3 separate regions of the Homo sapiens genome follow, and regions 2 and 3 are each linked to region 1. Evidence: chromatin loops called from intact Hi-C (ENCODE). Cell type or tissue: ascending aorta. All regions are shown on one strand. Each heading gives the region's core, and the rest is flanking DNA. Links, peaks and the distances in the headings are about the cores only.

What was found. Hi-C counts contacts between places; a loop is a spot of excess contacts. Peaks named below come from ENCODE experiments on the same cell type or tissue, not always from the same donor. Only the 100,000 strongest peaks of a DNase experiment are listed, where the experiment ranks them.
Region 2: a loop joins it to region 1, with 3 times the contacts of the local background. A loop is called at or near these places in 2 of 110 quality-filtered maps.
Region 3: a loop joins it to region 1, with 2.9 times the contacts of the local background. A loop is called at or near these places in 2 of 110 quality-filtered maps.

Annotation. Positions count from the first base shown.
Region 1 is chr5:137,307,325-137,315,182 of GRCh38, forward strand. All of the region lies in intron 2 of SPOCK1 (SPARC (osteonectin), cwcv and kazal like domains proteoglycan 1), which reads right to left. Among named protein-coding and RNA genes, the nearest start is that of SPOCK1, 190 kb to the right of the region's middle. In ascending aorta, for the core only: no CTCF peak of the experiment used is centred there; a DNase peak (open chromatin) is centred at 3,277; H3K27ac peaks cover 635 bases.
Region 2 is chr5:137,142,547-137,150,404 of GRCh38, forward strand. All of the region lies in intron 3 of SPOCK1 (SPARC (osteonectin), cwcv and kazal like domains proteoglycan 1), which reads right to left. Among named protein-coding and RNA genes, the nearest start is that of SPOCK1, 350 kb to the right of the region's middle. RefSeq lists an enhancer at 2,918-4,117. In ascending aorta, for the core only: no CTCF peak of the experiment used is centred there; a DNase peak (open chromatin) is centred at 4,055; H3K27ac peaks cover 1,604 bases.
Region 3 is chr5:137,198,308-137,206,165 of GRCh38, forward strand. All of the region lies in intron 3 of SPOCK1 (SPARC (osteonectin), cwcv and kazal like domains proteoglycan 1), which reads right to left. Among named protein-coding and RNA genes, the nearest start is that of SPOCK1, 300 kb to the right of the region's middle. RefSeq lists an enhancer at 2,478-3,129. In ascending aorta, for the core only: a CTCF peak has its summit at 3,722; a DNase peak (open chromatin) is centred at 3,794.

The sequences.
Region 1 (7,858 bases), core at 1,077-6,076:
CACAATGGCACAGTTTTGATTTACCTACTTTTCTCCAAGAACTGTTTATGCTCTCAGCCAGGGAGAAAAAACACGGCCCCACCATACAGCTAAAGCTCTCAGCCAACATGTTCTGCCACACCATCATGAGCCAATTCAATTCTGCTGCACTATGCTGAAGCTTCTCTTCTCACCATTTTTTTTGTGTTCTGGTCCATGGTTTTTACCCATTGTGGGTAACACTCATAATGGTTTGCAAAAGTTGTCTAGCAAAGGAAGAATCTGGCACATGATGCTAAAATGCCAATTTCCCAGATAAAAACCTACAGAACACAGAGCAAAGGCCAGCAGGCTTTTAGTCATTGGTGACCACTTCGGTGACTTAGAGAGCACATCATAAAAACTGCTGCAGCCTGGATGGACTGCCCTGCAGTTGTCAGAAATTGAGAGTATAATAGGCAAAGATGGATGCCTGACATGGCCTTGAGGACTTTGCCTGGAAGGGTGACTGCCAACATCTGAAGACTAGAACGCTGTGCTGCAGGGGCTCAAGTGTCATGACCTTGCATAGTGCTGACTCAGTGAGCACTTTCATTTCCAGGAACACATCCTGCACTAAACCAGGTATGCATTTCCATAATGACAAAACAAGGTAAATGTCCAAAAGAAATGAATGTGATGCCATGAGCCATGAAGATTAAAATGATGATATACACAAAGGGCTGAGCACAGTGCCTGGCAGTTAGTAAATGCTCAACAAACAGCAGGTGCTGTTAGCCTTCCTATTATCTCCCCTATTGAACTTTACTACAGAGCAGGAGCAATGTCCTATAGTTCTTTGTATTCCCAACTGGACTTCAGCCAGTGCAGGGCATGCAAAAGTACTAAAAAGATATCATCTCATTAATTCTACCAAGATTTTTCAGACACACAAAGCCTTTGGACTAAGTTGACTGATTCTCATCCTTACCAGTCATCTGCCTATTTGATCTCAGAACAATTCCTGGCTCTGCCTCTCCTCTGCTCTGCTCTGTATCAGAGAGAAAAGCATTTCTCATTCTCCTTTGACCTCTGGCTGCAGCAAGGCAGCTTTGTCCAGTGGGAGGCCCAGATGGAATGTTGGAAGGTAGAAAACCAGAAGCCAGGGCATTTCTCCCCAGCTTCCCCTGCTTTGAGGGGCACCTCAGCAGTGAGAGAGCAGTGCCATGCATCTCTTCCAGGGCCCCGGTTCCAAAGGACAGCATATCTGCGGTTCCAGCTCCTACCAGAAGGCCCTGGCTCCTGGCCTCTGGTATCATCACTGCCTCCTCCCGTGTGACCCCTAGCCCAGGGGTGGTAGCAATTTCTTGCTCCTCTCAGCTCTTTCATCTCCTGTGTAACCAATTCCCTGTATAAAATATTTTCCATTTAAAACACCTATTATGGGTCTGTTTTCCTGATTGGACCCTGACAGATACACCATCTAAAGAAGAATTTTTATACAACCATCCTATGGAGTACTCAGCAGCCATTAGAAACAATGATACATATCTAAACATACTGATGTATAAAGATGACTGAGGGTTATGGTGAAGAGAACCAGAAGACAGTGAAACAGTGTTATACCCAGAGAGCAGACGTTGAGAAGTATGCACATTTACACACTTAAAAAAAATGACTGGAGAAATATACATAACATTTTGACTGTGGTTATCTCCAGGTGGTGAGATGCTGGATTTTTTCCCCCTTCTTTGTGCTTTTCTAAAGAATTTGATTATTCTGTAATGAGTAGGAATTGCTTTAATATCAGAACAAAAAAAAATTTCCCATTGCATTTTGGGGAAAAAGTCATCTAAAAGTAGATAGATCTTCAGTGTGAAGTGAAGGATGCATACATCATTGCCATCTTTCTTTCTCCTCTGTAACACTGAGAGACTCCCAAGGGGAACAGCTTTCCAAACTGGTTCCTGGCACAAGGAGAGGGGCAGCAGAGAGCCCATAAGAAAACTGTATGGATAAGGAGAAGGGCAAAGAGTTCCTGGAATTCCTGCTCAGGGTCCCAGGTGCCAGGCACCTCCTCTGTGGGCTCCTCTTGGCCGCCCCAGCCTGGTCTCCAGGCCTTTGTCCTCACCACCTGTTTCAGGAGCCCACTCCAGCTCCCTAGGAACCAAACCAAACCTCCCCTCCTCCTGAAGCCTTGCCCACTTTCTCAGCCAGGCATTGTTATTCTCCACCCAGTGCCTGCTCCTTTCCTCTTGGGACATGCACTAAACACATCCTATGTGTCTGATGAGTACATTGATCCTCTGTCATGGGTTGAGTGCGCTATAACCTGATTCTCACTCACTGTAATTATCTGTTAATAACAAACTCAAAAATGAGCCCAAATCCTGGTCCTGCCACTTAAAATCTGTGTTTCTATGTGTGCAGATTACTTATCTTCGCTGAGCTCTAAGTTAAGGCTACAGAGACTTATCACATAGAATGATCCTGAGGATTAAATAAGAAAATGCATGTGAAGCATCTAGTATCATGCCTCCCAAGTAGGAGGTGCTCAAACAGTGAGTACCCCCCATTCAATTTATAGTTTCTACTTTTCCAAGAGGGTCTGACATATCACATGTCATAGGCATTCTATAAATAGTTGTTACTTAATGTCTCTTTTTCCACATATACATCATTAATCTAGTTACCGAGGAACCTTCACTCAAAATTGCTTGCCTCTTTGTACAATAACCCCAGAGGCACAAAAGCCTAAAGAGAGCATAGACTTTCAAGCCAGGATCCTGTGATTCTTCCAATTCAGGTGGCACCACTCACTAGCTGTGTGTCTCAGCCAAGTTACTGAACCTCTCTGAGCCAGTTCTGTAGAATGGAAAAGACATTACCTTCTTCAAAAGGAGTCTTAAAAGGATTAAATGAGAAAACGTAGGCGCAAAGTGCTTAACACAGCTCCCAGCATGGGCAGTCTCTATAAATAGAAGTTCCTGTCTCTCCCATTTAAATGAATGGCACCAAGCTTTTCTGAGCTCAGGAAAAAAGTAAGCAGACCTCGCTGTAATTATAAACACCACAGCATAATGGCATCCAGGTGGAACCATGCTAGTGTCATCCTCATTTAAGAATTTTATATCGTCTACTGAGTTATTAGCTATAAGAAGCCATTCCCCAGAGGAGACTACAGTTGAAATAATTGTTTTGAAGAAAGTAGGGTGGATCAACATGCCAGAATCATTAATCATCAAAACAGCAACATATACTTGATGAGCTGGCCTCTGTGGAACTTGCTTTCTGTGACGAAAGGAGAATTTGCACAAAAATCTCCAGCCCTGTCATCCAACAACTCTTTGGCATTTTTCCTATATCTGCCCTGTTCCACTCAAACAAAGTGGGAATCTGCATCTGAAAATGACAGTTCCAATGGAGGATGGACCTCATCATTAATTGCTGCAAAGCTGCAAGGGTTTAATGGGTTTATTAATGAATTAATAATTTGGAGAACACTTACTGGCTATTTTCTACTGAATAACATCCATGTAAAACTGCAAAAGCCACCCAGGAAATGAGAAACTATGATGCTGAACAGAAGAAAAAGCTACCTCCCCCAGATGCAGGTAACACACAGCTTTAAAATCAATTTGACCCTCATGACAAAGGAACAGAAGGACTGCTCAATTCCCTAACACAGGCACCCTCTGTGAGGGAACAGGCCTTGGGGAACCCTTCTCTCATTCAAGAGCAAACCTCCGGAAGGCCAGTCTGAAAATCTATGTGTTTTCCTCTTAAAAAGCACATTTCCAAATGGGTACTAGGATCTCAGGCCACAAGGTAGAGCCTCTGAGTGTTGGTTTAACAAACAGAGATAATCCAAAAGGGATAAATTCAAAGTCATCTCTTTTCCCCATTGGCTTCAGAATGTCATGGTTTAATTTTAACCAGAACAAAAGCACTGATCCCAGAAAAAAAAAGATGAATCTTCTGGATACCTACTATGTGCTAAGCACCTCCCTACATTCTCTTGTTGAGGGGTGGGAAGGAGGGTGACTGCAAATTTCTGTCTGTTCCTGAGCCACCATGCTAATGTTTGGTTTTCAATCTGGACCGCATATTAAAACCACCTGGGGAGTATTAAAACATACCACTGTCTTGGATACCTTACAAATGTTCTTCTTCCATAAATAATTACAACAAGCATATATAACAGATAAGGATATTCCCACTCTGTTAAACCTCAGTTTCTTCATCTGCAAGCATAAGTAATGTGTCCAACATAATTTTAAATAATTTCAAACTATCTACTCCGCTCTTTTCCTTCAGTCTAATCTTTACACACACATAAGCACATGTGTACACTTTTATTGACTTTTCTCCTTTTGATAAATATCATGTATACTCTGAAAAATATATAAATATGTAAAAATTTTAAAATAATCACCTGAAAGCAGAACTCCCAGGAAGAATCACTGTTAACATTTTGATGTCTGCCTAGTCAGTCTTTTTGTATACTGTTTTTTAATTATGAAAGAATAGGATAAGTCTGTACCCAGTCTTTTGTAACCTGCTTTTTACACTTAATAAAGCATGAACTTTGCTTCATATCATTAAATATTCTACAGCATCATTTTAGTGGCTGCCTAGCATCGCAGTGTATGCCTGTGCCCTAATTTACTTAGCTCGCCTGAATTAATTAGGCTTTACTGTCTGACAAAAGTTAGTCTTCCATTTCTATCCCCAAACTAGAAAAATCAGGTACCCAGGTATTTGAAAATGTGGAGACACTTTCATTGCTTGGCACGTAGCTCCATTAATATGCCAATTCTTTCGGGTACTTCTTTTTCAAAGAGATCCTAGTCACATCTCATTTCAATAAATGCCTGGAAACCCCCTAGGGGATGGCTCAATATTCAAACTCAACTCCCTTAAATCCCTAGCAGCAGAGCTGGCCTGAAAGAGCTTACCATGCCTGGTCCCAGGCAGCCTGCTGTCAGGAGAGGTGGAGAGGGAAGGAATGTCACAGGTTCCAGACTCCAGGGTCTGGCCTAGTCTTGGGACCTCAGAGGGTCATGGATCTGCTTGATCTCATCCCCACAGCACTCAAATGAGAGAGACCTCCTCCAGGAGGGTTGGAGAATAAAGCAAAAAATTGCTGAGGCCTTCAGGAAAACCATGCCATAAACAGTCAAAACCCTTTGTCACCACACTGGTGAGGAAGGACCAGAATTTTGGTTGTTTTTTTTAAATTTTTTGTTGTTGTTGTTTTCTCTTAATTTAAATTCAGATGCTGGGTTACGAATTATATTATTCCAAGAAGTGCCAATGCAGGAGCCCACAGCTGTCAGGAATCTGGGGTGGTTTAGGTTGGAATGTGTGCTCTTTCAGGAGCAGCAGGCCCATCCTTCAAGCACACAGCGAGTAGGGTACAGTGGATAGGGTACAGTGGACAGGAAAGCACCCACAGGGGCTGTGTATAGAGGTTCTGAAAAGAGATGCTCTCTCTGCCCCAAAATCCTACTTCTATCTCTCTCCCATCATCCCCATCCAGTAAATTGTCCACTTGCAGGAGATTCCTTTGTGTTAGGAGGACTTCTCTGAAGACTAAATGCTACTGGAGGAGGAATGCCCACTTCTGTGTAGATCTGAAGGATGACAGCTACCATCAGGCCACAGTCAACCAGGGACAGGCCCATTTTCCTACTGGCAGGTAAACATGAATCCCAACCAGGAGTATCCTGGGTTGCTGTCTTCCCCGTGCAGCTCCTACAGTAAAAGAAAGGCTAGACCCAGGAGAACACAATGCCACCTACTTGGGGTAACAGAGGGTGGGGTTAAGTTACCTGGACCAAAATGTGTCCCTACCATCCATTCCCAAAAGTGCCTGAAATTCCCACAGTTAGAGTCTCTCCTAAAAGCCCAGTGGAGATGTGTGTGTTTTAATAAACATAAAGCATTATACTTTTGGAGCAACACATAAGCCAGTCCCTGCTATACTCATTAATTCTATTAGCCTTATTGATAGGACACTACAATCATTTAGTTGGAAGTAGGGATGAGGTATGGGCACACAGAAGAGCCAGACATTGACAGGACAAAAAGATTAAAGAGAAGAAAAGTAAAGCCCAGCATTTTGCTTCAGAAAGTGTCTTACCTGCTGCAAGGGGTGGTCTCAGGAAATCATCAGGGCACAGGCCGGGCACCTGTGACACCCACCCAAAACAAGGACACCAGCAGCCTCAGAAGGGATCCATAGGAGAGTCACAGGCTCCAGCCTGCCTCCTACCTCCTCTTAAAATGAACCTGACCCCATTCTTCTAAGCTCCCAGAACATATTGCTACTTTGCACAAATATAGATGCTCTGGGGAAAACAATCATCCAAGTCTATCCAAGCTACAACCCACTGCTTGGCCAGGAGGCCACCCTACCCTACCCAGCTGCTGCCTATAGTTCTTCCAGAGCTCCTTGGACCAAGGGCATTTACAAAAGGGTTGCATTCATGCATGACAGGAAAAGGAACCATTTTCCTACCTAGCTCTTTCTGATCATATACTGCAAGGCTCCACATCCTGGGGGAAATGAAGAACCCCTTTATAAATGCTTCCCACAGAAGAGAGCAGCAGCAGAACTGACATACGCTCACAACAGGGAGATAAGGAGACTCTGGCTAGAGCCTGCTTTTTGTGTTCCCAGATGGTCCTGCACCACACCCACCTGCAGACATCCAAGCTCTCCTCCCATCGTCCTCTCAGAGCTCCTTGTCTCTAGATCATCTCAATTCAGTTTGGCCTCAAGCTCTGAGCTCTACCCCTTAGGCTTTCCTGCCCAGGGGCTTTATCCCAGTTAACCCTCCATTTCTCCCCAGCCCCTCCCCAGCCTGACAGTCTCTGAGGACAAGCAGTGCCCATCTCATTTCCTTTTCTTGGCTCATTTTAATTAACAAGGCAACCAGGCACATCACTGCTCATCAGTGAATAAGGACCAGAAAACATCATTCTCTCACATGATACTGGGACAATTCTTACTTTCTAATACCAGTTCAAAGGCCTCCAAACTCCAGCCTCACAAACGCTACCATCTCTGCACTCTAGTATCTCCACCAGCTTCTGTGGGCTTGATTTAGAAGTGACACATGATTCCACAGAAGGAAGACAGGACTTGGCACATAACAAACCTGTACTGCAACCCCAGTTCTTCCAATGACAAGCTTTCTGAGTCTCATTTTCCTCACCTGTACAACAGAGATAATAAAACCTGCTTTGGGGATTTTCAAAAAATTAATTAGAAATGCCATCTATAAAGCACCCAGCAGAGTGCCAGGAACACACACTCTGTTCTCTATGAAAAGTAGCCAGTATCAGTATTTGTCACCTGTCTATTGTTTATCCACAGCTACAGTCCTTAGCTATCGGTTTACTGCCTGGCTCTATTTAAAAGGACATATGGGATCCTGCCATATTTAAAGGTTTTAGAGTGCATGGACCACGTTTTCCATGTTCTCTTTACTCCTCCACTGCCTCTCATCCTGAGCTCAGCACCAGCACCAAGCAGGTGCTCCATAAATTAGGCTCTCAGGACAACCCCAGCCAGTTCCATGTCTTTAATTGGCTTTACTGAGATAGTAGTGTTTAAAACTGTCTGTCCACCTACATGCACCAGCTCAGTCTCAATACCCAGCAGAAATGAGTTGTCTTCAGGAACATTTGAAAGAGTGGCTGTATGCACCAAAGTCAGCTTCAGTATGCACCAAATCCTGTAGCTTCTCTAAAATAGGAACCCTCACCTGTCTGCTTACCCCTGCCAATCCCGACAGGTCCCTACTCTTCTCTGATAGGGAAAAAAAATGGCAAAAGCTAGAACTAGAACTATGTCAAGGAATAGTTTCACTGTCTTAGCTAAAAATCCATC
Region 2 (7,858 bases), core at 1,932-6,931, 160 kb before region 1:
AGTCTACTCCCCAAGGGATGTGACTCTGATACTTGGAGCTTAGCAGAAAGAAACAGGCTGTGAGATAAAAGAGAGGCTGATTTGAGCCCCAGGGACAGAGTGTTCATTCACTCAGAGCTCTTAAGCTGAAGGCAACCTCTGCAAGGCAGGTGGCAGGGCCCTGTGTCTGCCTTCAGAGTCTTCCAAGGCTGGGGCTTCCAGAAACTTGCAGCAAGAGCTTCCTGGTCCTAAGTGGAACTCTTTTGGTTCCTGGGGATGTCTGCATAAGAAGCCAGGAGACTGGTGCAGTCTCAGCCCAGTGCACTGCCGCCCACGCCAACCCTGGGGCTGCAGCTCAGCCAACTTTGACTCACTCTCCAAGAATCATTCAAAATTGAGTCAACAATTAAGAATGATTACCAGATGACCACTAATGATGAAAGTTTCTCAAGGGTTCTGAACACACAACATCCAATGGCGTTTCTGCTGCTTGAACAGCTTAGCAGGACATGTCAGTCCTTCATTGCCCCTTCTCACACTTCCACACACCACAGGATGAAGACATTTATAGATCTCAAGAAACCTGGGGACTAGACCACAGGCAGCCCCAGTCATAGTTATCAGCTGAGGCATTTTCCCCAACAGATGCCAAGTGCTGCAGCAGAGAACTTGAGATTTTCACTTGAGTGGATGTCAGAGACAGAGAAAAACAGGTTGGCCTAGGGTGATGGGTGTCAAAATCTGCAGTACTACATGACAAGCTTTGTGGCAGAATTTGAGCTTATTTTTGCCTCTGTATCCAACTTTGTTAACATGCCACACTGTCCTCCGGGTGGTCTCAACGGACAGTGCAATCACAAGGATCATGAATCAGCTGAGCAGATCCGGGAACAGCACAGACTCCAAGGCAGAGTAGCTTCTGGAACAGCACGGACTCCAAGGCAGAGTAGCTTCTGGGACTGAACCCTGCCTCTGCTGCTTGCTAACCTTGCTATACCTCACTTTCCTCTCCTGTAAAAATGGGGATAATAACAGCACCTGCTATTGCTTGGTGGTTGTCATGAACATTTAATGAGTTAATATCTGTAAGTACTTAGACCTGGAACATGCTAAGCACCTCATATGTGTTTATTAAGTTTTTTGTGTTTGTCTTTTTTCCCAGAGTAAATAATCAGTTTTCATAATAACAAAGAACCATAGTTAACACTCACTGAGTGCTTTTGACATACAGGCAGTGAACTCTGATTGGATTACCACATTTAATTTTCATAGCCACCAAAGGAGGTAGCTGCTATTAATGTGCAAGTCTTAAAAATAAATTGCTAATGAGAGATGCAGGACAAACCTGGTCTGTGACTCCAGAACCCAAACTCTTCACCAGTGTATGCTTGAAGCATGAGAATCTCCTACTATCTTCTTTAAAAAGCTGATTGCGGGGCTCACCTCATGCCAAGGGCCCAAGTGCACCATATTCTTAAGAGGCTTTGGGGGCAGAATGAGACTTACTGGGTAAAAGGAGGGGGCAGCCAGATTACCCAGTGCTGCAGAGGATGGTCCACGATTCCCTCTCAGTACACCCCACAGGATGAGGTCACCAGCCCTGATCTTTCCCCAGAGGCTGGGGTGCCCAGCTCTGGACACCTGAGCCCTCAGCCTACCCCCTCTGAATGCAGCCATCCCCCAACTGAGTCAAAGGAACCATGGTCTGGTCAATTTTGTTCCTGTAGTTTTGCCATCTGTCACCCTACCTTAGGCTAACTCCTGTAGACCACCCTCCACTTCTGGAAGCTAACATTTCTTTAAAAACAAAAAACCTCCAACCCAAAATACTAATAAATAAAAACTGTTCGTTATTAAACTCCCTACATACTTAACAATTTGCATACAGAAATCAAGTCTGCTAAAAATCAATTACTGGGGTCTGAATACTTCAAACATGTATGCAAATTATTTAGAGTAAATGAACTTCACAGAGCAACAAAACAGTAACAAATCAAGCTGTCAGCATTTGTTTAATCACCTCGCCGCATTTTGTTTTTGAGAAACAGCAACACTGGGATTGAAAGGGGATGAGGAGTGTGTCATTTCCATTTAAACTCAGGCCTCCCAAATACGTTTTACCTAGCAGCCTCAAGGCTCAGGGTGATGGATGCTCCTGAAAGGCACCCAGCACCAGTACTGGAAAGGACTGTGGCTGCACTTTGAAAAGGGAAGGATAAGAGATCCGAATAATAAGTGGCATTTGAGAGGCCTTTTAATAAGTAGGGGAAACTGTAGGTGAGAAGGTAGGAGAGGCAGCTGAGCGTGACAGCCCTGAGCAGAGTTCAAAGTTTCCTTGTCATGGTGCTATTGATTTCCTGGGGACTTGCTCCAAGTTTCAATCTCTCTCCGCATACAAGGAGTGAGAGGATGCAGACATCCCCAGAGGATGACAAAGCCCTGTGTCTTCTCTACCTCTTCTATCACCAAACCTGCAGGACTCCTGTGGACCCAAACAGGACAGCATCCCTAGCACAGAGCAGGCGCCCACCAAAGGTTAATTTTATCTTTCCCACCTATATGCAGAACTATTCAAGAGTCAACTGGCACCCAGCACAAATCCAATTATTTTTTTCAAAATGACTTTTTACAGAAACCTTTCTCAAGGAACAAACCAAGAATGAATTAATTTAAAGAGATTTGTTAAGCTGTAAAGCATTGAATTCAAAAGCCAGTTAATTACTGGTTCCATGTAACTTTTTTTGATTAATTTTATTTTTAAGCTCACTACTTGGTCTCAATTAAGGTGGTGATATTTTAATTATCTTAATTGTTTCTGAACTTGTTTTTCAGTTCAACGAGTTATTTTTTAATTAGCTACATTGATTTTAAAATCCTGAATCAAGCCTTTGCACTCTTCTTGAGCACATCCTATAGGCTAATTGGCAAAGGGTCATGACACCTAGCACAGCAGAGCTTGATACCACCTCAGAGATGCTCAGATGAGAAGAAGGTTCCATTTTGTGGGGTGGCCCAAAGGGTTCCTCACCTGGGGGAAATCACACACATTTGTGTTTATTCAATTAATATTTACAGAGTATCATTCAGCGTGAAGAATCTTTCTGCAGGCTAAAGGTGAATACAAAGAGGTGAGCAAAAAGATGTTCTTCCAGCTCTCCAGGGGTTCACCGTTGAACATAGGAGACAGGTGAGACAGGTAAGGTACCTAATTCAGCCTTTCAGGGGGTCAGGTGAGACTTCCTGGACAGACTGACATCTATGGAAAAGTAGGTTTAAACCAGATAATAGGATGAGGAAGAACACTCCAGATAACAGGAAGTTGTCTTTCCAGGGGTAAGAAAGTTTGTGGCAGGCTTAAGGAATTCAAGTGTTTCATGAGGCTGGCAGCAGTTGGAGCAAGCCGGTGAGTAAAAAGGCTGGAGAAGAGGCTGAGCCTGGTCCTGAAGGGCCTTGGAGCCACAGGGACCATGCTGGGGAGCCAGGGCCTTTGAGTTCCACAGTGCCTTCAACCCAGCATGCAAGAACCTGTGACCAGACTAAAGTCGGGGGAGAGGGGCAGGAAGAGGGAACCCTAAATATGCATTTTATGTAGAAAGTGGCACTTAGTAAGAACAGACACACTACATATATTCTCGTCCGCCAAATGACAGAGGACATCAGGGCTGAAAGGCCCAGTGGTCAACTCTTAGAACCCCTTTTCTCCTGCCAGGAACCTCCTTCCTCCCTCTCCCCAGGAACACCAAGCCACACAGGATTCCGGGAGGCACAAGATACCTGTTGAGACCAGTAAGCAAAAGATTAATCTAAAACAGCAGCTTGAACTCCTGGCCCACTCTGGTGAGTTCCAGAATCTTCCTCAGGCCAGAGGCCACTCGATTTGCAAAAAGTCCACCAGTTAAAGATGCCTTGTTGTCTCGCTGTTGCTTTTAAGACTGCTCTCTGCCTGAGTCATGCGATCCCAAGGTTCACGTGAAGAGCAGACACTCCCAGTGATTCATTAGGAGTGACTTAATGGACGACTGACAAAGAAATTACACCAAACTGTGAAAACCTCGTCAAGCTATGAGCAGGAACATTTATTGCAGCTTGTCTGTCCCCATGGTAACCCGTGCATGCATCTTGCCTCCCTTGTCTCCAGAGAGGCTTGTTCACCAGCTGACGACAGAGCCTCTCAGAATATAAAATAGAAGATTCTGCCCATAGGATTTTTGCTGTAACCAGAGAAGAATGGCAGCTTGGAAAGCCTCCTCACAATTCTTTCCTTTCATATTCAAGGGGCTGGCCAAGTTCTCCGAGGCCAAACAAAGGGCCTATTAGACATGTGCCTGGATAGGGCAGAGAGCAGAGTGGCATAAAGGTTGGACTCATGCATTTAAGGATTGGGGAATTGGTGGGGAGGGACACAGGACAGACAGAGACAAAGAGGCAGAGGAGAGAAAGATGAGTCTGACCAAAGATAGCCCTCCTGGGAAGAGACCTTTTCTTTCCCCTTTAAACTGAGGTCCTGGGGACTTCTTTCTGTGTCAAAGATAAAAGCATCTTCTCTGTTACATTATTTGTGTATGTGTGTGTGTGAGGTGGGGGAGAGGGTTATAAATTGATAACAGCCTTTTTTGGGGGTCAATTTTTTGGTTGTGCCCTTAAATGATAACAATTGTTAAATGTAGGTAGATGGGTGTATAGCAGTTTATAGTATCCTCTCAACATTTTGGTATACATAAAAATTATAACAAGAGAAAAGGGAAAAAAGAAACATCCTATGACCCAGCAAGTGAACATATTAGGCAAAAATGTTCATCTTAATAATCTGTAATAAGGGAAAATTATAACACTTTGAATGTCCATCTGTGTTAGTCTGCTCGGGCAGCCATAATGAAAGTACCACAGACTGGTGGCTTAAACAACAGAAATTTATTTTCTCACAGTGCTGGGGACTAGAAGTCTGAGATCAGGGTGCCAGTAAGGTGAGGTTCTAGGAGGGCCCTCTTCCTGGCTTGCAGCCAGCCAGCTTTTTGCTACGTCCTTACATGGTCTTTCCTCGATGCAAGCACTTGGAGAGACAGAGAGCCAGCCCTCTCTCGTGTCTCTTCTTATAGGACACTTATCCTATCAGCTCAGGGCTCCACTCTTTGGACCTCTTTTAACCTTAATTACTTTCTTAGAGGCCCCCTCTCCAAATACAGACATCCTAGGAATTGGAGCTTCAACGTGGGAATTTGAGGGGGATAAAAACATTCAATCCAGAACACCAACTGTAGGGAAATGGTTTAGTTAATAACATAATACATTTTTTAAACATCATGCAACTATTTTACAGAAACTAGTAGATCTATATTTGGTAACATAGGTAGATATTTATGATAAATTAAGTGAAAAGGCAAGTTGAAGATGAGAAAACCAATTTGAAACGGTAAAGTAACTTCCCAGCACCATAAAGCCTTAATGGCAAAGCCAGTACTCAGAACCAGACCTGCCTTCTTCCAAAAGAAGCGCCTTTCCCTTCCCTACCCTTCCTCTCCGGACAGCCACAGCCTCTGCCCCACTCACAGACCAGGGCCCTCAGTTTCTCCTGATTGCCCTCTATCTCATATCCTGTCTGCAGCAAGGAGACAATGACAAGCCATGACCATGGCCAGGGTCCAGAGCAGGTGTCCAGCCCTGGGTGATCTTGGCATGTGTCTCTGAGATGAAGGAGTTAAGGACTACCCACTACTGAGAGTGTCTGGGAATTGCTTGGCCCCTCTGCTCACATGCAAAGCAAGACATTATGAGCAACCACTGATAAGCCCAACATGGTAATTTACATGTCCTGATCATTAGAAAAGAAGGCGTTAAGAGGGGTCTGCCAGAGCAGCTGTGGAAATGTGTGTCATAAAATCAACAACCACAAAATTTTATTAGCCTGGGCAGCCAAGCCTCCCTTCTCAAAGCTATCATCTCACATTTTCCCTGCTCCCCAGCTGCTCTGACAAGGACCCTCACTCAGCATTTCCATCAAGAAATTGATTTCCCTTTGAAAGTGTGATGGGAGTGGAAAGAGGAAGTAGAAGGAAAGGGGGAATTAAATAGAAAGGAAGGGGAGGGAGAACATTACATACTCTGTCACCCAATTAGGGGGCTGACATGGAGACAATGACAACGACCAACTATAGAATAATGTACTATTATCCTAATTCAACAATAAAGAAACTGATACAGAGATCAGATCATTCTTAATTTACCAACTGGTAACTGACAGAGAAATGTTAAGCCTGTTTGTGGTCACACAGCCAGTGAGCCTGGATTTTAATCTTGGCGAGTCTCACACCAAGGCTGATACTTGAAGCCACTAAGCCACTAATGAAAATAACTTCTGATGGGGATAAAGGTGATGATTAAAGTGTCAAGCAGCAATGTATCACACCCCTCTGTCCACCTTCCCCAAGATTCATGTTACCCAGAAGACCTCATAAAAAAAGACTTCCTGTGAAAAAAAAAGATTGAGCTATCAGAAATCAAAGCCAAATTGCTGGCTATCTTAATAAGCTTGTATTACTTTTATAATGAATACAAAAGTGCGAGCTGCTTTTAAAGGCAATGCTGCTGTCCTGTGAACTTAACTCCCTCTGACTTAAGAAACAATAGTGACCAGGTGAACTGACTGTGGTTCCTTCCGTGAGGGGTTTCTGTGAAGTGTGCGTATGTTCCACACTGCTAATGGGGAGATGCATGAAGCCCAGCGCAGCATGGGACAGGGCAGTGTAGGCAACAGGAGCTGAGAATGGCCTGGCCTCTAAGTAGAGAAAAAGATATCATCCACAGAGAAGTCTTCACCTTCTCATCCATCACAATGGCCAGAATTTATTAAAATGCTATAATAGTAAAGGTATTTGGGTTCTATTTCATTATAATTGACATAAATTATTCATAAGACATTTATGAACAAAGGAGAGAGATTTACTCAAAATACAAAAGAACCAATTCTATAACCTAAGAGAATAAGAGGGCATAAAAAGCATAGTAAAAATCAAATATTTCCTGGAAAAAAGTGTACTTAAAAGATCACTGTGGCTCACACAGTCTATCTTTTGTACCTGTGCTTCACTTTAATGCAATTAAAATTTCTATAAAAACATGGAGCTTTTCCCAGGCCAAAGACATCCAGAGAATTAACTCTTTTGGTGCTGATTATTCTGACATTATTCAGCAGCCATGGTTGTTGATCATGTAAGGATTGGGAAACTCAGCAACTCCAAGAATTTCTGCCAAATTTTTAGTGTACCTAGAAGATAAGAACCCAAAGCATTTGGCTCGGAGAGATGTAAGTTTGAGAGGAGAGAGGCAGCTTTGCCACTTCTTGCCTATGAGGTATCTTGATGGGTTACTCAACTCTTTAGGATTCAGTTGCAGGCAAACAGATCCACTTTACTGAGATGTTGTGAGGATCTGATGGGATAACACATGAAGGTTTTCTAGCACAGGGCCTGGCGCACAGTTCATGCTCATTTATTATCCTCATGGCTTTTACCAGCTCTTTTTAGCTTGCTCCTAAAATACAGAAAATGGATGTCCACCAAGGGCAAGGGACCCTGGACACTTCAGAAACACAAGATCCTGGAGCCATAATTCTGTTCAGTCTTTCCAATCTCAAAATGGTAAACTCTATAAGAAGAAACATTAAAGCTTTTCAACATCAAGCATGGGGTCCACTTTGTCCCGAAAACTTCTGCTGACTAACCACATCCACACCACTGATGAAGCCACCCTACAACAAACAAGTAGCTCATGCCTCTCTAGTAGAGCTGTACTCTGCCTTGTCTCTACCCACAGATAGTAAGGGCTGGGAATAAAGGATGAAAATCCTCTTCCTCTCCTAAGTTTTGGGCACTAGGTTCACACA
Region 3 (7,858 bases), core at 1,230-6,229, 110 kb before region 1:
AGACTCTGAAAGGATAAATTACTGTTTAACAAAACATATGTATTTTTTAAAATTCTCAATATATGGCTAACTGCTTTCCAGAATTTATACCTCCATGCTTTCTAGCATAGTGCTTGCCATATTGACGGGCTGGATAAACAGCTATCAAAGGGAGAAAGGAAAGTAAGCACTATCTTTTCAAAAAATACTGGCTAATAACAGAAAGATTGTTTCTTGTTGCATTTTTCACTTCTTTGAATGCTAATGAAGTTAAACTTTTTCATGCTAATTGTTTATCTACAGTCTACGAAATTTTTTGCTCATCTCTGTCTATTTACTAGTAAGACTTTAATACTTTTATTAATTTGTAAATGCTTTTTATATAGTATGGCTAGCATCTCCTTGACTTATTTGTGGCAACGTTTTTCTTAATTTGATTGGCGTGTTGTTTGATTTTTGACAGGTTTTAATTTTAGTGTATCCAAACTTGTTTTAAGATTATTGTCTTTATGGTTAGATGAAAACTCAACCATGTCTTCTATTACGTGTTCTAAATTTTTATACATAACTCTTCTGAATAAATACTAAACGACTGAATAAATGTATTTTGGTGGGTAGCATGGAATGCTACGTTAAAGCATTTGCAAAATCTACCTTAAAGTATCTGCAAAATCTCCCAGCACCATCAAGAGAACAATCCTTTATGTGATGCTGCCATAACCGTTTGTCAAAGACCTACCAATGACTATCAGGATTTATTTATGACTTGTGGATTCTAGTTCACTGTTCTGTCCATTAACTTTTTCACTGTTTACTGAGCTTTTAAGGAGGAAAAATTCATCTTCCTCAGAGTCTGAGTCAGTGGATTCTGTCACATTGTGACCCAGGAGAACACAGGGTGCTGCCACCTTATTGCGATGACAGCCACCTGTCTTAGAACCAGCCCACACGTTGACACAATGAACCCTGTGTTCAGAAGAACATGGCATCAGTCTGACACATGCCTCCAATATCATCAATACCACTCAGGCCAGCAATGACCCTCCTTCACCTCATGGATTCCCATCTCAGCTGTGGTTTTTGTTCTCTGCGTAGTTTCTCTTAAGTTCGGGCTGGTTAGAAAAGAGCCTCCTGGGTTGCATGAGTCACAACAGACCTAGTTTTGAGCACAAAGTTGACGAGGATGGTGCTCACCTCTCTGTGGCCGCTACTGAAACCTCATGAGCTCTGAGTCCTTGCTTTACCTGACCCATCAGCTGCATTAAACCCCAATGATCTCCTCCTCCTCCTTGAACATTTATTTTGCTTCTAGGACACCACATTCTCATGAGTTTCCTCCCCCTTTCGAGCAATTTCCTCTCAGCCTCTTCTTCTACTGTCTTCTCATTTTTCCAACTTCAGAATGTCAGAGAACCCAGTTTTTAGTCATTAGGCCCCTGCTTCTCTGCCTAGGTGATGCATCTCATGGTGCTAAATACCAACTACAAGCTGATGACTCCCAAAGCTTTTACATGCCCAACCTGGGTCCCTCCCCTGACATTCAGACCACTAGACTCAACCATCAACACAGAAGCCTCTAACGCATCCTGATATGAACACCCATCCTTCCCTGAAAATCAGCACTTCCTGCTGCCAGCCCCCTCTAGACTCCAGCAGCAAACTCACCAAAACATAGCCAGAACTCAGCAGCATCTTCTCGCCTCTGGCATCACCACTCTGGCCCAAGCCCCTAGTGCCCTGAGCCTGCGCTAGAGCAGCAGCCTCTAAGTGGTCTCCCTGCTTCTTCCATTTAGTCTGTGATCCCATGATATCACTCAAAGTGAAGAGTCCTTCTGTATTAGTCATGGCCCCATGGCTTCTCTGTTTTCATTGTCAAATATTTTCCACCCCCTCCACCCTCCACCAGATGTCCCTGTGATTCCTCAGACAGGCCAGATGCACCCTTTTGGGCCTCCGAACCTGCTGCTTCCCTCTCCCCAATGTCCCTGCCTCCTCACTTCATTCTAGTCTTTGCTCATTGGCAGCTTCTCAGTGAGGCCTTTCCCTGGCCCCATCTGAAATATCAAACCTCCTAAAATGAATAAAAAATAAAATGTCAACTCCTCACTTTATACCCCCACTTCCCTGCCTTACTTTTTCTCCTTGACACTTACACTACCAGACTCTGTGTTTTACTGATTTAGCCTGATTGCTGGCTGTCTCCCTCACCAGCATCTATGCTCCAGAAAGGCAGGCATTCCTGTCGGTTTACTGTTGCTAGAACAGTGTTTGGCACATAATAGGTAGGTACTTACTATTCATTCAGTGAATGGGAGTAAATGGATGAATTTACAAATTTGAATCCCTCTTTTTTTCAATTTTAATTTTTTTATTTCCATTTTTTATTTTAAGTTCTGTGATACATGTGCTGAATGTGCAGGTTACATAGGTATACATGTGCCATGGTGGTTTGCTGCACCTATTAACCCACCATCTAGTTTTAAGCCCCTCATGCATTAGGTATTTGTTGGAATCCCTCTTCTATAAACAAGGAAACTGAGGCTTTGAGTAGTTTAAAAACCTCCTGAGGTTGGAATTGGAACCCAGAGCCGATTCTAGAATAAGTCTTCTGTTAATGACACTGTGAGTATGAATTGAAAAGTTGGGCCAGTGACACTGTGAATAGACCCTGATGTACTTAGCAAGCCCCACTCTGTTTTACAACACAGCCGGGGATTTGTCCACTGGCATCTTTAGAATGTGGTTTTCTTGGGGAAAGAAAATAACAACAAAAAGGAAACAATACAGACATCAAGGCAACTGTCCTGTTGAGTTGTCCCAGGAAGGGAAAGGCATCAGCAAGACAATGTCTCACATTGAGTGAAGGATCTGATTGACAGAAAAGGAGAGGAATTAATTCATCAGAACAAAAGAGACCAGAAGGACTGGACCAGCAGAGAAGCATGCTGCCCATCTAGGGGCTCCATGGATGGAATGTTGATTACAAAACAAAACAGTCCTAATAAGATTACAGCTGATAATGAATCCACTACAAAACTCTGGAACGATGTTAGGATTTTAATAAGCATCCCCCAAAGACCATTCAGTCAATTTCACAAATACCCATTCTCATCACTTAATTCTAGTGGGGGAGAAGGACTGCTCTACCTACCTGTTTCCAAATTAATAATGTGCTTCATTCCTGTTATGCTTCAGAAACAAAGCCACCGTAACATTTCCAGCTGTTTGGGGAAGAATTTTAATATTCTCAATGCTAATATAAACAGAACCTTATTAACTAAGTCCCAGAGATGCCCCGTTTGGGATGTAATCCAAGCCCTGGTACCAATGCCAACGTTAACATTTGAAAATACCTCATGTGCATACTTCATTTGAACAATTACAGCAATATAAGCTTTCCTCTAGAAAAATGGAAAGAAAAAGCAAAGATAATGCTGCACCACACTGAGAAAGACTGCTTAATCCCAACTTGGATAATGGCTACAGTAAACGGTACACACTGTCTCTTCTTCATCATTTTCATACCAATACTCTATCAACTCTGAGGGGCCTATACTAAAAATACACCCAGCTCTATTCCATGCAGGGGAAAATAAAATGAGAAAACAAAACCCATGAGACTTAAATGCACATTGAAACTGCACCCCAGCAAGCCACACAACTCTCAGTCCAACCGAGGCCCAGATGTGGCACTGGTACCAAGTCTCCCAGCCCACTAGCTTTGCAGCCTGTGCCTGAACATTCCAACCTACAGGGGTGCTCAAGCCTGCTAAGGAACAATACGTGGCCAACCATCTGAGCAGAGCATGGGCTTTGCATCATTGGATGCAATCATTTCCCAATCATACTGATCCCATTCTTATGACTCGGCCTCTAGGGACATCCCAGACTCATGTAGCTGTAGCAAATCCTCACCACTTCCAATCCCAACACAGGAAAGGCTATGAATAGAATGATGAAAAGGAAAAACTGAAAGAAAGAAGTCATGGGGGAAGGTATGGTTTGTCTACTTGTTCAAAATCTGGACAAAACACTTGCTTGTGAATATACTGCTAATACACAATTTTTTGAATGTTTTTCTTGTGTTGGAAATAGAAACCCAGAAGGTTTCATGCAACATGACAAACCAGAAAAGCCAGACTAATGCCCAGGACAAGCTGGTATTCCACTCCATTTGAGACCTGGTTTTATCCATCCTGATATAGTTGTATGCAGGAATGTACATACACAAATGTACATGATATCAATTTTTGGTGTTCCCAGCATGTATAAATGCCTCCAGGAGAACCAATGAGTAAAAATTGTGTTGAACAGCCCTTAGAGGCTTTCAGTTCAAAAGTCATTTCCTCAGTTTGTAAATGAATTAGTTAGGTGTTCACAGGCTGAAACAGCTCCTTCACTTGAGGAACTCTGATTTGAAAAGGAAAATAACAGCAAAGCATTCTTTTCCTGGAATTAAAAATCAGGTCACAGTAAACTCAAAAATAACTTTGTAAAGGCTAAGGATGGGAATAGAAGAGTTCTTCTATAAATAATCACTAGCATCCATATTCATTGTAAGCCTTTTAAACTCGCTGGACAAGTAGCTTCAGAAAATCTGTGGCTGATCTGAATATGTTACTTTAAGAACATCATACATATTCACGTCCTTGTTGCATTCTAATCAACAAATCAAAGCACTCGACTAATTAAATGTTGATTGCTTGTTGCACAAAGGTGAAAGTCAACCTTCTTAGCCAAGGTTTGGGTTATTCTAACAAATGATGATAGTTCAGCTTTTTCAAGCCATTTTGTGCTTAATGAGTACATTACCCTTAATGAAACTTCATTTAGGCTAATGATTACCTTGGTTTACCAAGTAACTAACTGATGACAGCCTGTCTTTTAATGCTCTAAATGTGGTAACTGACACCATGGACATGAGTAATAGATTTCAAATACTTTTCTGTGCTTGGCCATTGGCAGTCAACAGATGATCTAGTGTGTCCCAGCGCCCAGGTGATGAGCTCAGCCTCATCATCGAGGGAAAAAGTGGCACCTGATATGAGATCTTCACTGATAAGGTTCACGAGAGCTTCAGCATCACCACCCAGGTGTGATGAGAACATTTCCCCAAATTAGGGTGGCAAGGTTAAAGACATGTCACTCATCTCATGAAGTGAAAAAGGCGATGAATGGCTCCAGGCCTAAGCAGCTTATCATTAACTCCCTGGGGAAGTCCCAGGGAGCTGCTTCTAATTACCAATGTTCACTATATGATTTCCTTATCATTACTGCTATTTACACTTTTTTTCTTAGGATGACATTACCATGTTTACCTGAAGGGTAATGTGTGCTTTAGCTAAATGAGAAAATCATCTTCTCTCTATAATCCTCGAGAACTTGGCATACGGGGCCACGTAAATGAATTTAAAGTATCTCACCAAGTCATCAACAGAAGTTATTTGCTTTATCCGGCTTACAACTTTTTGATTTATAGGGTGCTTTCTAACGTTGCACATGTAAACAAGAAACTACTTAGATCAGGAGCAATGTCACTCTTGCATAACTGTCTCTACTTCATCAATTAATCAAGCTGATTGGAGGACATTATGGAAAATCCCTCTTAAGTAATGTGGATTAGCAATGTAGATGTGCCACCACTTCCAAAGGGAGGGGAAAAGTTGAATTCTCCCTAAACGTGGAATGTTGGCAACACACAGAGTAACTCTGGATAGTGGATATGCGCTGGGGCTCTGGATTCTGACAGATCTGGATTTGTCCTGTACTCTGCATTTGCTTGGTGGCCTTGGGCTGGTTATCCAACCAGCTCTAGCCTTGTTTTACTCCTCTGTAACGTGGAAATAACTACTCCTAACTCTTGGTCTGTTATGAGGCATCAATCAATATCATGCCTACAAAGTCTTTAGCCCTGGCTTAATAAATGTTAGATGCTAATATTATTTTTTTATTTTGTTCAGAATATTTGTAGTGATATTAAGCCAGTAGCAAAACAGCTTAAAAATAGAAGACAGTTTTGTAAACCTGATGGAACAAAACCTAAAATGCTTCATGCATCCCCACTCTGTGTCTGGGAGAGCGCACTGTCTCAGCAGAAATGACTCAGCTCTGATGGAAAACTGAGGCAGCAGATTGGAAAGAGGGAAACATATCAGTTGGTTTCTAGGACCCTTCAATAAATGGCACCCTCCCCCACCTAATAGTAAAGGTAGAAATCTAAGAGCCAACCTTAAATTCACCTCATTTCTCTCATTCCCTTTGTTCAGCCCATCACCCTGTACCATAGATTCTACCTCTAAAACATACTCCCAAGACTCCCCCTCCTCTCTTGCACTTCTAGCACTTACCCCTAGGGCAAGCTGCAATATTACAAGCAGCTTGTAACTGACCTTCCCACTTCCAACCCCACCAAATGCAGTCTCCATCCAACAGCCAGACTTGTCTGCTTCAAACCCTTGAGCAGCTTCATCCTGCCTTTGGAATAAGGTCCATATCCGAATTGACCTCCACTGACCCCTGCAATCTCATATCCCGCTCTTTTCCCCTCACTGTATATACCCTAGAAGCACTCGCCTCTGCTTCTCGAGCATGCTTAGCTTGTTCCCACCTCAAGGCCATGTGCAAGTTGTTTCGTCTGCATGAAAGGCCAACTCCACCACCCTTTGCTTGGCTGGCTCCCTCTTTGTCAAGATCCAGCTAAAAGATTTTCTCCTAAGAAGTGATAATCCCAATGACTCCAAAGAAGATGATTTATTCCCTATCACCGTACGCCATTTGTTTCTTTACAAGTTTGCTGAAGTTGATGCTCCTTTTGCTTGTTTACCAGTTGATCTCCCCACTAGACTATAGGCTTCACAAGAGCAAGTTCATTCACTGCCATGTTGTCACTGTGTAGCACAGAATTTGGCATGGTACTTGGTAAGAATGAATTATTCAAGCGCTGTCAAGGAGTAAAGTGAGATGTGGATGTTTCTCTACATGGTTTCAGAATGAAAAGAAAAGCCATGAATGGGAAATATGAGGCAGCCTATTGCACGTCAGTGAAAGGAAGCTGTCGTGCTCTCTAAAGAGCTGTGTGCCCTGTGGGTAGTGAGTTTCCTAGGCCTGAGAATGTTCAAGCAGGGACAAGTCAACAGTTTACAGGAAATGAATAATTGGACTACACAACCTGGTAGGTGGCTTTCACCCTATGACTCCATGAGATGAAAAAGGCTCTGCTCTTGGCAGTGATGAATTGTCTGAGTCGGGTGGCAGGAAAGGAGACAGTGGAACTATGCACTTGGGATGCAGTGGCTCTCCCAGCTGCTGCTGTGATTGCAGATGTCCCTGTGACCTCGGATCCTGAAACATGCCTCTTGGACTCAGTTTTAGAGAAGATGCATGATCAAGTCACAGCCACCACTGAAGGTCAAACAACATTTCTTACTTGTTACAAACAGACTGAAGAGCATCTCTGTGCCATAATAGCCTGAGCTGGTCACTGGGGAGAGAAACAGTGGAATTAAAGAAAAAAGGAACATCTAACTGAGTTTTGCATAGCACTTACATGTACTCGGCACAGTTCCAAGCACTCTGTATAAATTAATTCATCTAGTCCTCACCAAAGCCCTATGAGAAAGACCCTATCATTGCCACCACTGAACGGATGAGAACATTTAGACACAAAGAGAGGTCAACATATAATGCCCAAGGTCAAATATCTACAATGGCAAAGCCAGGGTGAGAAGCCAGGCAGGCAGATCAGAAAACACACTGGTAACCCTCACACTATCCTGCAGCACAACGACTCAAAAGCAAGATTCAATATGTATCATTCTTTACAATTCCTCTACAAGAACCATTAGCTGTGCTCAAAAACCTACTTAACATCCTTGTTAAG